3 separate regions of the Homo sapiens genome follow, and regions 2 and 3 are each linked to region 1. Evidence: chromatin contacts called from ENCODE Hi-C or POLR2A ChIA-PET data. All regions are on one chromosome and are shown on one strand. The core of a region is the stretch at or near the end of the contact, and the rest is flanking DNA. Distances in the headings are between cores, read along the strand shown.

Region 1 (3,666 bases), core at 809-3,308:
TATTTTCTGGATCTCAACCCAGGCTGTCACTCCAGGGGAAATTTTTGACTGTCCAAACCTACTCTGGAGTAACCAGAGCTCAGGGAAAACTGTGTTTCTTCTTCTTCTTCTTCTTCTTCTTTTTTTTTTTTTTTTTGAGATGGAGTTTCACTTTTGTTGTGCAGGGTGGAGTGCAAAGGCAAAATCTCTGCTCACTGCAGCCTCCACCTTCCGTGTTCAAGTGATTCTCCTGCCTCAGCCTCCGAAGTAGCAGGGATTACAGGCATGCACCACTATGCCCAGCTTATTTTGTATTTTTAGTAGAGACAGGGTTTCACCATGTTGGTCAGGTTGGTCTTGAACTCCTGACCTCAGATGATCTGCCCGCCTCGGCCTCCGAAAGTGCCAGATTACAGGTGTCAGCCACTGCACCCAACCTACTGTGTGCTTCTTATTACAGTCCTCATTCCACGCTCCTACAGCTACGTATTTAGTTGCCCATCTCTCCTAGAATGTGAGTTTCTTTAGGGCAGGGCACTGTGTGTGTGAGACTCATCTCTGTCTCCTCAGTGCCAAGTGACTGGTAGGAGCTGCAGTAAAAGATTTAGGAAGAAAGTGATCATGATCTTGGGGGTGGCTTTTCAATATTCAGACATTGGAGCCTGGGAATGGCACATGACTCCCGAGATACACAGTAAAGAACTACATAAAGTCCAGAGAAAGGCAACTTAACAACAGACTAAACAGACCAAGGATTAAGACTTTTTCATCCAGCTCAAGGGCCACAAGGTGGGCATGAACTTGAAACTGCAGGAGGTGTAAAAATTATACTTTAGCATTTATCAGTTTAAAATGTAGTGTTCCGTTCATTATTCATTCAGCAAAGCTGAGCACCCTGTGCTCTGTACTGTGCAAGAAGAGCACAAAGATGAAGGAGGCCCAGCTCCTCTCTCAAGGAGCTGTCTAGTTTATCTTTACAACCTTGTACATCCTTATTCCTTGTTGACAATTAGGGACATTACAGTTGAACTGTCGTTAAGAGCACAAGTGCACCAGCTGTAGTACTTTAAGCAAGTTATTTAATCTGTAAGGCTCAGCTTCCTCAAAGTAAAATGGGAATAGTAATATCTACCTTGTGGGATTTTGAAGATTAAGCGTGAAAATACGCAATAAAATGCTTAGCTTGATGCCTGGCACATGGTAAACATTCAACCATCATTATTAAGTGGTGTGCAAAGCATTTACAGCGTTAAGTTTAGGTACTCTATTTCATTTTTGTCCTCCCTCCAAACATTATAGCTCCTCTAATTTGCTTCTGTTCCTCGCGCCCTGCGCAAACCCTCCTAACAACTTTCAGGTACCATCTATCCCAGCCAATGTTAAGCCTTGTTCTTGCTCTGATCCGTTTGTCCTGTTTTCTCCTGTCTCTTCCTTTCTTTATCTCCTATTTTCTTCCTGCCCCTTCCCTCTCTTTTCTCCTCAGACTCCTCGTCTTTGGATTCTGCAGGCTCAGATTTGCTTTATGACTATGGAAAAACAAGTATTAACTGCCGAGTCTATTTTCAGATCTGAAAAATGGTAATAATACTATCTACTTATAGAATTGTTTTGTGGAGTAGATGAGATAAGAAAGTGCAAGCACTGTGTACATCGTACAGCGCCTTACAAAAATTCTTTACTGGCATCTCTAAACTACCCTCTTTCATTCTCTGCCTCCCCTTCCCGTCCCTGCCCAATTGTGAGACTAAGAAATTCTTCGAATTTAATATTAGGACATAACTCCAACCAGAGCGCAGCTTTTCTGGTTGTTCCCGCCTTCCATGCCTAAACGAACCAATCAGATCGCCCAGAGTGGCGCGGTATCGCCACTTGGAGACCACCGCGAATGAAGTTTGCATTTTCCTCTGTTCTTGAGCCCAGCTTCTTCTCGTCTCCCACCCCAGCTTCCCGGCATTGGAAGAAGGGACCGTCCTCTTCCTTGTCTTGGCCACCCAAATCCTGGTATCGAAAGGGTTGAACGGACCGGAAGTGTGCAGCAGCGACGGGTCCCCAGCTAATCGACGCCGGAAGTAGCAATTACTAGACAAGCATTCCGCCGCCGGCTTCGCTATGGCGGCAATTCCCCCAGATTCCTGGCAGCCACCCAACGTTTACTTGGAGACCAGGTGAGGGGGTTCGGGCGTCTGGGGCTGGCAGAGGAGACGCGGAGCCCGGGCCTCACCACGGGTCTGCGTTCCTGGCGCGTTCCTCCGGGAGGCCGGCCTCCACGTGGAGGGGCGTGGAGCAGCGGCCGAGACGGCCCCCAGAGGGTTGAGAGGGGACCGCCATCGCCCGCGTCCAAGCTCCGCGGGGTCTTGTGCTGAGGTCTCAGCAATAGCTGCCTGATTGTCCTCCTTCCCCCAGTCCGCTCATTCATTCATTCATTCATTCAACAAACGTGTAATGAGTCCGCAAGCCAGGCATATGGAATATGAGTTCTGAGGATACAGAGGTAGATAAAACACAGACAGCCCTGCCTTTAGGAGCTTACGGTATAATGAAAGAGACAGACATGTAAACATTACGTGATAAGTAATACAGTTGTAGAAACAAATTCCAGTAAAATACAGGAAGAAGCACATTTTCCCCACTATCAAAGAGTGATGTGGTAACCAACCTGCTGGCGCCATGCCCCGCTGTATGTCATCTCATTTAGTTTAATCTTAGCAACTCAAATCATGAAGGTATTATTTAACTTTCTCCCTTTCAATATTAGCAGGAGGAAACGCCGGAATTTACAGCTTAAAGCCTTGACCAAAGCCACACAGCTAGTAACTGGAAGAACCTCGTTTGGAGCCTGGTGTGCTCGTCTCACCTTGCTAGATCCTTTAGCTCTATTCATTCCATTGCCTCTTTGGAAAAAGCTCAAAGTGATCTTTACAAAGTAGGACAAGGAAGGGATCCTGCTCAAAAAACCTTTAATAACGTCTTGCTGCTATAACAGTATAAAGTAAAAACGTATTAATCCTGACATTCAAGGTGATTTTTTTCATCTGGCCCTTGTCTACCTGCCATTCTCCCCTCAACAGCCAGGGACCAGCCAAGGTCCTCTGCCTTTCTGTTCTTGCCCATTGCTGCTTTCAGCTAAAGCAGAGTTCTGTCAGTCCTCTCTCTATTTGCTCATGCTGTTCATTTCATGCTCCCTGGCCATCTTCCCCACCTTATATGGCAAAATTCTACATCTTCAGGCTCCAACCTGTAATTTCTGAATTCTCCTGTTGGTATTTTTTAAAGTTACAAAATAAATTGTTAAATCCAAGCAATGTAGACATACAGAGTAAGAAGTGAAAGTCACCTCCTTCCTGAAAACACCATCAACAGTTTGTTGGATGATTGTCCAGACTTTTTTCTATGTACATATAAACCTCTCTCATGTTTTTTTAACAAAAAAATGGGATCATATGATCATACTGTATGTATGTTTTTTCTGTAACTTGGTTTTCTTTCACTCAGTAATTCAGGTAGCTGCCCATAGTATGGATAGTTGATATTTTAGGCATTTCCTATTTCAAGGACATTTAAGTTGCTTCCTTTTTTTTTGGCTATGACAAATACTGAGATGAACATCCTTGCACATATTGTATCCTTAGGCACTTTTGTATATTTTCCTAGAGGATACTTGGAAGTTGAAATTACTGAGGTATGCAC
Region 2 (3,666 bases), core at 874-3,373, 640 kb before region 1:
ACAGTGCTATAACTGAGATAGATACATGCAGAGAGTTGGGGAGTTCGGCGGGGGGGGGGGGGGTAAATTTTATCCCAAGGGACTGAGAAAGATTTTTCCAAAGTGAGTGGAACAAAGCTCTGAATGATGAGAAAGACTTAGACAGGTTGGGAGGAAGAACGTTCCTGGGTAAGGAACAGCAAGTGCAAAGGCAAAGAGGCCACGACTGGACATGGCTAGAGTGTGGTGTGCTCAGGGAGGGGGTAGGAATGATGGCAGATGTTGGGGAGGACTTGGAACTATACTGGGTGCTTCATATTTTAAGTGTGTAACACGCATTAGCTGGCTTACCCTCACGACCCTCCGAGCTAAGTGCAGTACTATCATAGCCTCCTTACACAGATACAGAAACCAGGCACAGGGAGATTAGGCTGCTTGCTCAAGGATGCACGGCAGTGCCCAGCAGGGCTAGGAGTGGAGCCTGGGCAGTGGGACTCCTCAGCCTGCATGCTCCACTCTCACAAGGCAGCGGGGTTTGAGGGCACCCACCGCCCCTTCCCTCTCCTGACCTGAGCACCCATGTCCACACCCAGCATCCTCCAAGGCCTCCTGTTCATCCATGCTGGCTTGTAGACCTATCAGGAGGTTTTAATATTGGACATGGAGGGAAAGGGAAACATAACAGCACCAGGGAGGCCCAGGGAAGTCCAGAGCAGCCAAAGAGAAAGGCGGATCTGAAAAGGGAAGCCTTGGGTTTACTCAGACATGGCCCTCTTTTCATTTCAGGGATGAGAGTTCCGTCAGGAAGCATCACATCACCCATCTTACATGTGTGATAAGGAGGTAGCAACTAATTATATACTAATGTGTTTCTTACATTGTCTCGTCTATAACCCTCACATCAGTCCTATGAGGCTGACAAGCTGACTCTCACTTTATGGATGAGATGAAGCACAGAAAGGGTAAGTAACTTGCCTGAGATTGCCCAGCTCATAAATGAGGGAGCCAGGATTCACGCCAGGTCTGCCTCATGCCAAGTCCACATTCATAGCCACCTCGCTCTTACAAGTCCTCAGGCAAGGCTCTTTCTACATCCGTGACAGAATTCTGTTCTGACACTGCGGCCTCCTCTCGCTTCTCCTCCCCTCCCCTCCATCCTGCTGCCACAATCTGTAGTCAGCATATGCCTCAGAAAGGCGACAAAGCCACAGACGTGTCCTCAGAGGTTTTTAAAAAAAATGTAGCATTATTATGCAAGAGCTGAGAGAATTGTTGCTAGAAACACCCCTCGCCTTACTTAATCCTGGCACGTTGGAAAACCCATCCGAAGACATGAATCTGAGCCTCTGGGGCACCGAAGACCTTGGACTGGTTTTCTCCTCCATCCCCTGCCTCTGGAAGGAGGCCTCTTAAATACGATCTGAGACAGAGAAGGGCCTCTCCTGAGAAGACATCTGTTACCCTTGCTCTATAGGGAGAGGCCCAAACCAGGAGTGCCCAGTTGCACAACTCCAGGGGCGCCATTCCCACACGGTACCGCGTGCCTGTGTCCTGCAGCTGCTGCAGGCAGCCTCCCTCCTCCCCGACTGCCCTCAGTCTCTCCAGTGCCCCATGGCCCAGTCCATCCTCCGGGAGTTTTGCACTGTCTCTAGGTCTGCCCGCTGCAGGCCTTGTGGCATCTTAAGCTCAAACCTGAGTCTGACGGATGGCTGGATGCTGGGCGGCACAGCGCGTCTGGAGTCCTTCCCGGGAGAAGCCCCAAGTACAGCCCAGTAAATCAATAAACAAATTAATAAGCAAATACTGCTGTCTGCTGAGCTGAACTAGGACTCCCGGGTGAACAGATTTAAAAATCAACAACAGACGGCCACAGGGCATGCCTGGACCGGGCACCATACCTTCGTGGAATTTTCAGAGGCTCCATCCCCCAGCCCATCACTCTCAGGACTAGAAACACGGTGGTGCGGGGGTGGGGGGACTCCTGATTTGGGGCTGGCAGGGAGCAGCACGGGACAGGCTGTTGTCTGGGAAAACCCCCCCGCCAGCTTCGACTCTCCCTCACTTGCTCTAGTCTGCTGCTTCCTGCCAAGAGGAGGGCTTGGTGCACTGCTGGCAGGACCTTTGATCTGGGTACCACAGATCATGATGTGACCAAGGAGCCTCAGTCACGTGGGGCACCAGTTAAGGGGGTTGGCCCTTCCTAGCTGACTCCCAGCCACACTGCAGCAGCTTCTGTTCACTTCTCAGCGGGCTGCAGAGGCAGGGAGGGGGAGGCCAGGTGGCACAGGACTGACCCCAGTGGATGCCACCTCATCACCCTGTTGGTGAGAGAGCAGGCAAGCAGGGCACATGGGCCTGGGGAAGACCACAAGGCCAGGTCCTCCAGGCAGGGAGGCTCTGGCAGAAACCTCTGTGCCAACCCCCTCCTTCCTGTCCCCGAATGCAGAGGCCTGCCCCTCCCCGCCCCAGTGCCCAGGAGGCCAGGGTCAGGAAGCAAACAGAAATGCCTGCATGCCTGCAAATAGACTCCAACCGATCTCAGGAGAATTTCCAGCCAGCAGGCCTGTGGCGCCCTTTGCTGAAAGGGCCTTCTGAATGCCCGAGTCTTCTCTTTTGTGCTCACAAATGCCACCCAATCGCAGCGGCCGCGAAGCTGCATAAATAAGGCAGAGAGAGTGTCTGCCTGGGGCGCTGGCCTCTGGGCTGCCTGCCAGGGCTGTCAGGCCGCCCAGACTTCAATACCAACAGACTTAAGGGACAAGAAAACAGCTCAGGTAAAGGCTTGGAAGCTCAGGAGGGAAGTGACCTGTCTTGTGAGGCGACGGAGATCAGTCTGCTCAGGGCCTTCTGATGCTAGGCTGTCGCTAGGCCCATGACCCGCAGGCTCTCCCCCACCGGGTGGGCACGAATGGTGCCCAGCAGCTGGGGAAGCAGGCCTCTCAAGCGTCACCCTGCTGCATCCCATATCTCATGCTGCTGATGAGCCAGGGTCCACACTTTCTTTTCCAGCCCACAGGGAGGGGGCTCATCAGGCTGCTAGAGCTCTCAGCAAACACTGCAGAAAGAAGGGAGGATGCTGCCGGGCATGGTGGCTCACGCCTGTAATCCCAGCACTGTGAGAGGCCAAGGCAGGCAGAACACTTGAGCCCAGGAGTTCGAGACCAGTCTGGTCAACAAGGCAAAACCCCGTCTCTACTAAAAATACAAAAATTAGCCGGGCTTGGTGGTGTGCACTATAGTCCCAGCTACCCGGGAGGCTGAGGCAGGAGAATTGCTTGAACCTGGGAGGCAGAGGTTGCAGTGAGCTGAGATCGTGCCATGGCACTCTAGCCTGGGCAACAGAGTGAGACTCTATCTCAAAAAAAAAAAAAAAAAAAAAAGCAAGGGAAGATGCCAGCCAGCCCCAAACACCCCAGGACGCTTGGAGAATTCTGGCCATGAAACTCACCTGCTGGGAAACTCTGGTGACCCACTAGGCCCACAGAACATTGTCAAGACCTTTGAGAACATTCTAACGTTCCTCCACAGAGTCTAGCAGTCATTGGTATATGCTGTGTCCCAAAGCACCTTTGAGGAAGGTGTCAGGTGGTGACACTGAGGAAGACAGATATGGTTCCTGCCTTCCCGGAGTTGCAGTGAGGGAATCCGGGCTCTCAGATTCACAAGGCGGAGTGTGGTTTTGCTGGG
Region 3 (3,666 bases), core at 356-2,855, 560 kb before region 1:
AGCCTGGCCAACATGGTGAAACCCCATCTCTAGTAAAAAAAACACAAAAATTAGCCGGGTGGTGGCACATGCCTGTAGTCCCAGCTACTCAGGAGAACCGCTTGAATTGCTGAGGCGGAGGTTGCAGTGAGCCGAGATCACACCACTGCACTCCACCCTGGGCGACAGAGCAAGACTCCGTCTCAAAAAAACAAAAAAGAAAGAAACAGGCACCATGCCACCATCAATCATCCATCCCCATGGTTAGGTACATGAGAGATAAGCACGAGAAAAAAATAAGATGGAATGAAGTGATTATGAAACCCTGAAATCTTAACGAATTATCAAGTTAAAGAGCAAGCAAGAGAAGTAGTGAATACAGTGTGGCTTACACACAACTGATTGGCTGTAGAGAACTCAGAAAAGAGGACTCAATACAGGGTGGGCGACAAGCTGGGAAACAATCCTTAGGGAAGGCGAGGTACAGCAAGAAAGTATTGAAACCCAAAAGTGTCACTGATGCTCCCAACCTCGTAAAACCCTGGATCACATGTTTCAGTTCTCTCCAACTCAAGGAAGAGCCAATCAACCCAATGCACAACCGCCACCTTCCTGAGAAAGCAGCCTCTTACTAGATACAGGCAGGGGCTGTCCCAGGGAAGAACCGGAGACACTGAGCAAACAGAAAGCAAGACCAAGCTAAGCCACATTTCACTTTAAGCCGTAGTCTTAAATACCCCCAAAAGGCCCCCAGGGTGAGATAAAGGAAGGCTCATCACAGAGCTTGCTTCTAGCCATTGCAAGCGCTAAAAGCTTTTAATTCTTAAGTGACTCGGGGGGAGACTGGAAGTACAGCAAACTCAAAGCGGACTGTTGAACAGCTGTGTGAAAGGCAGGAGAGGCGGATGCTCCTCCCCAAACCACATCACCTTAGATTTGGGCCTTCCAAATCATCTCATCCAACCCTATCATCTTCCACGGGAAAAGACTGCGGCCACAGAGGTGAAGGCCACACAGCTAACCAGTGCCCTGCTCAAGTGACCCACACATGCCAGCAGAATGCTCTGGCAGGGAACTTCTAAGCGGAAGGCAAGCGGCCTGGTTCTACCTGCTGCTTCCGCACAGAAGGGGTTCAAATCCCCTCTGCAGTCTTCTCTCCCTGGGCCTCGGTTTGGCACTGCCACCCCTAATCACAGAGAGAAGAGATAAGCTCCCATGTCTCCCGGCCAGTCCCTTCATTTGAAGATAACATGAGCGTGTGAATGTGTGCGCAGAGACGTGTGTCAGCGGCAGCTCGGGCTCCAGGGAGCCGGCGTTGGGGGTGGGAGGAGGAGGGAAGACATAAGGGGCCAGAAGGCGAGGAGACCCATAACCGCGGGCGGGGGGCCCAGGCGGCGGTGGAGGGGAGAAGGATGCTGAGCCCGCGCGCCCGCCCGCTTGCTCCCCCCGGGCCGCGCGTCGGCACTCACGCTGAGGGGAGAGAGCGAGCTGCCGGGGAGCGGAGGGGGGGTCAGGCCGACACTGTCGCCGCCGCTGCCAGAGCCGCCGCCTCCTCCCTCAGTTTCGTTTCCCCACAAGCCAGCCCGGGTCCGCCAGCCGCACCGTCGCGCTCGGGTCCAGTACTGCGGGCAGCGCAGCCTGATGACGTCACGGACAGCGCCGCGCCTCGGTCCTCCCCCGGCCGGGTCCCGGCCCCGGGAAAGGCAGCTGAGGTTTGGCCCGCTCCACCTCTCAACCTGGGAGGTCCAGGGGCGCCTGCGCGGAAAAGCCGCCCGGAAAAGGCTGCAAAAGCAAAAGTAACTATCTCCTCCTTTGGCTCTGAGGAAGAGAAACCAATACAAAAATTGTAAGTGCTAGGTGCCCTCACACGACCTCATCTTACTTAATCTTATCATTATCTTCATTTTACAGACTAAGAACAAGTTCAGAGAGGTAGATGGTAAACTGGTTGAGCGAACGCAGTGTTCTTGTTCCCTGCTGTATCCCCAACATCCAGCCTATGGGACATCTCAACAGATTTTGAACGAAGGACGGGAGGACAGAAGGAATGCCGCCTGTAGCATCTTACCATATGGGCACAGTTGGCTCTCCATCTCAAACCTCTCTTCTGATTTTCAGGCCAATATGGCCAAACGTCTGTTGGACATCCTCACTCAGTCACCTCAAACCCCATGAATTCAAATTTCACCTTATGTTCTTCCATCAGCTCACTTTTTTCCTGGTGAAGGGCGCTGCCATCCATCCTGTTGGTCCAGCTAGAAATCTGAGGAATCTCCCTCTTCTTCATACCCCAAAGTTTCTCATACACTTAATTGCGCTTACCTCCTAATTGTCTTTCAAATCCATCCATTCACCCCCATCCCCATTGCCACAATTCATGCACTTACCCCCTCTCGGCAGAATTTCTCCAGTAACTCCAAACTCCCGTGACTGTCTCCAGTTGTGATCCCTCTAATGCGTTCTTCACAAAACCAAAGTGATTTTTATAATTTTCAACACCTGTGAAAAGAAGGGAATTTAAAATTGATTAATTAAACCTGATCCTGTCACAACCCAACAATGATTAAAATCCATCAATGATGTCCCATTGCTCTTAGAATAAAGCTAATGTCCTTAAAATGGCCTCTGAGACCCTCCAGCATGACCCCTTCTTCAGGTATGCCTTGTACTGCTATCCCTTAGTTCTCCCCATGCTGACTCTTCTCAGTTTATCAAATATGCCGTGTCTCCGCCGGGCGCGGTGGCTCACACCTGTAATCCCAGCACGTGGGGAGGCTGAGGCGGATGGATCACCTGAGGTCAGGAGTTCGAGACCAGCCTGGCCAACATGGTGAAATCCCGTCTCTACTGAAGATACAAAAAAAGTAGCTGGGTGTGGTGGTGCGCACCTATAGTCCCAGCTACTCAGTAGGGTAAGTCAGGAAAATCGCTTGAACCTGGGAAGCAGAGGTTGCAGTGAGCAGAGATTGCACCACTGCACTCCAGCCTGGGCGACAGAGCCAGACTCCATCTCAAAAACAGAACACAACAAAACAAAACATGCCATGTCTCTTAAGAGTTCAGCCCCCTGCCTGGATCATGCTTCTCCTCTTTGCTGGGCTAATGTCCATTTATCCCTCAGGAGTCACTTTAGTGTCCCTATCTCGAAATATTTCCTGATGTCACAAATCTAGGTTGGGAGACCCACCTCTGAGCTCCTAAAGCACTCTGTCCTTCCACTATCAAAGCACTTACCACGGTGTTGTATAATGGCCTGTGGACTCATCTGCCTCCCCGACTCAGCTGTAAACTCTGTACAGGAAAGATTGTCTGTCTGTATTAAATTCACAAGATTTAACAGAGGCTGGTGGTCAGTGCTCAATAGATATTTACTGAATCTGTGGAAGTGTGGAATATGAATGAAGGTTGAGTGATATGTTCAAGATTACAGAGCTAGGAAGCAGCAAACAGGTATTTACCTAGTTCTCTATGTTCTAAAGTTTAGTGTCCTTCTTTCCACCTCACTGAGGCTTCTTAGCATGCATTATGACATGAACACTTTTGGTAATCTTGTAGAGCTTATGGACCCATTCTCAAAATAATAATTTGAAGGGTATAAAATAAGGTATAGGAAATGAGTTATATTGAAAAAGTTAACATATTTAGCAAATTTAATGATTTAATTTTTATGTAAAGCATTAAATAATG

The links. Hi-C counts contacts between places; a loop is a spot of excess contacts on that map. ChIA-PET counts read pairs that join two places held with the same protein, here RNA polymerase II (POLR2A). Pooled maps may share reads with other maps.
Region 2: a loop to region 1 is called in a pooled map, with 5 times the contacts of the local background. The contact joins the enhancer-like site here to the promoter of PPIL1 in region 1. A Hi-C loop is called at or near these places in 4 of 50 pooled maps. POLR2A ChIA-PET finds 5 or more read pairs at or near these places in 2 of 52 experiments (CD4-positive, alpha-beta T cell and WTC11).
Region 3: a map of CD8-positive, alpha-beta T cell shows a loop between it and region 1 (2.8-fold over the local background). The contact joins the promoter of CMTR1 here to the promoter of PPIL1 in region 1. A Hi-C loop is called at or near these places in 4 of 168 maps with a recorded cell type or tissue (CD8-positive, alpha-beta T cell, dorsolateral prefrontal cortex and naive thymus-derived CD4-positive, alpha-beta T cell), 2 of 37 single-sample maps with no recorded cell type and 11 of 50 pooled maps. POLR2A ChIA-PET finds 5 or more read pairs at or near these places in 2 of 52 experiments (CD4-positive, alpha-beta T cell and activated naive CD4-positive, alpha-beta T cell).

What each region holds. Positions count from the first base shown.
Region 1 is chr6:36,873,195-36,876,860 of GRCh38, reverse strand. PPIL1 (peptidylprolyl isomerase like 1) reads left to right here and starts at 2,058. Exons shown (of 4, transcript NM_016059.5): 1 at 2,058-2,144. The coding sequence starts at 2,089. It also overlaps a transcript of C6orf89 not described here. RefSeq lists an enhancer at 1,838-2,067.
Region 2 is chr6:37,515,153-37,518,818 of GRCh38, reverse strand. All of the region lies in intron 1 of LINC02520 (long intergenic non-protein coding RNA 2520), which reads right to left. Among named protein-coding and RNA genes, the nearest start is that of LINC02520, 9.6 kb to the right of the region's middle. RefSeq lists enhancers at 1,535-1,914, 2,005-2,054, 1,927-2,711, 2,712-3,496. Within about 2 kb of position 2,123, at least 20 of the 41 ENCODE cell types and tissues checked have a DNase peak (open chromatin) inside an H3K27ac peak, as active enhancers do; they include CD4-positive, alpha-beta T cell, where a contact is called at or near this core.
Region 3 is chr6:37,431,160-37,434,825 of GRCh38, reverse strand. It overlaps CMTR1 (cap methyltransferase 1), which reads right to left and starts at 1,605. Exons shown (of 24, transcript NM_015050.3): 1 at 1,449-1,605. LOC107986531 (a long non-coding RNA gene) reads left to right here and starts at 1,603. Exons shown (of 2, transcript NR_171666.1): 1 at 1,603-1,775; 2 at 1,891-2,598. RefSeq lists a silencer at 1,260-1,449 and enhancers at 1,450-1,729, 1,422-1,923.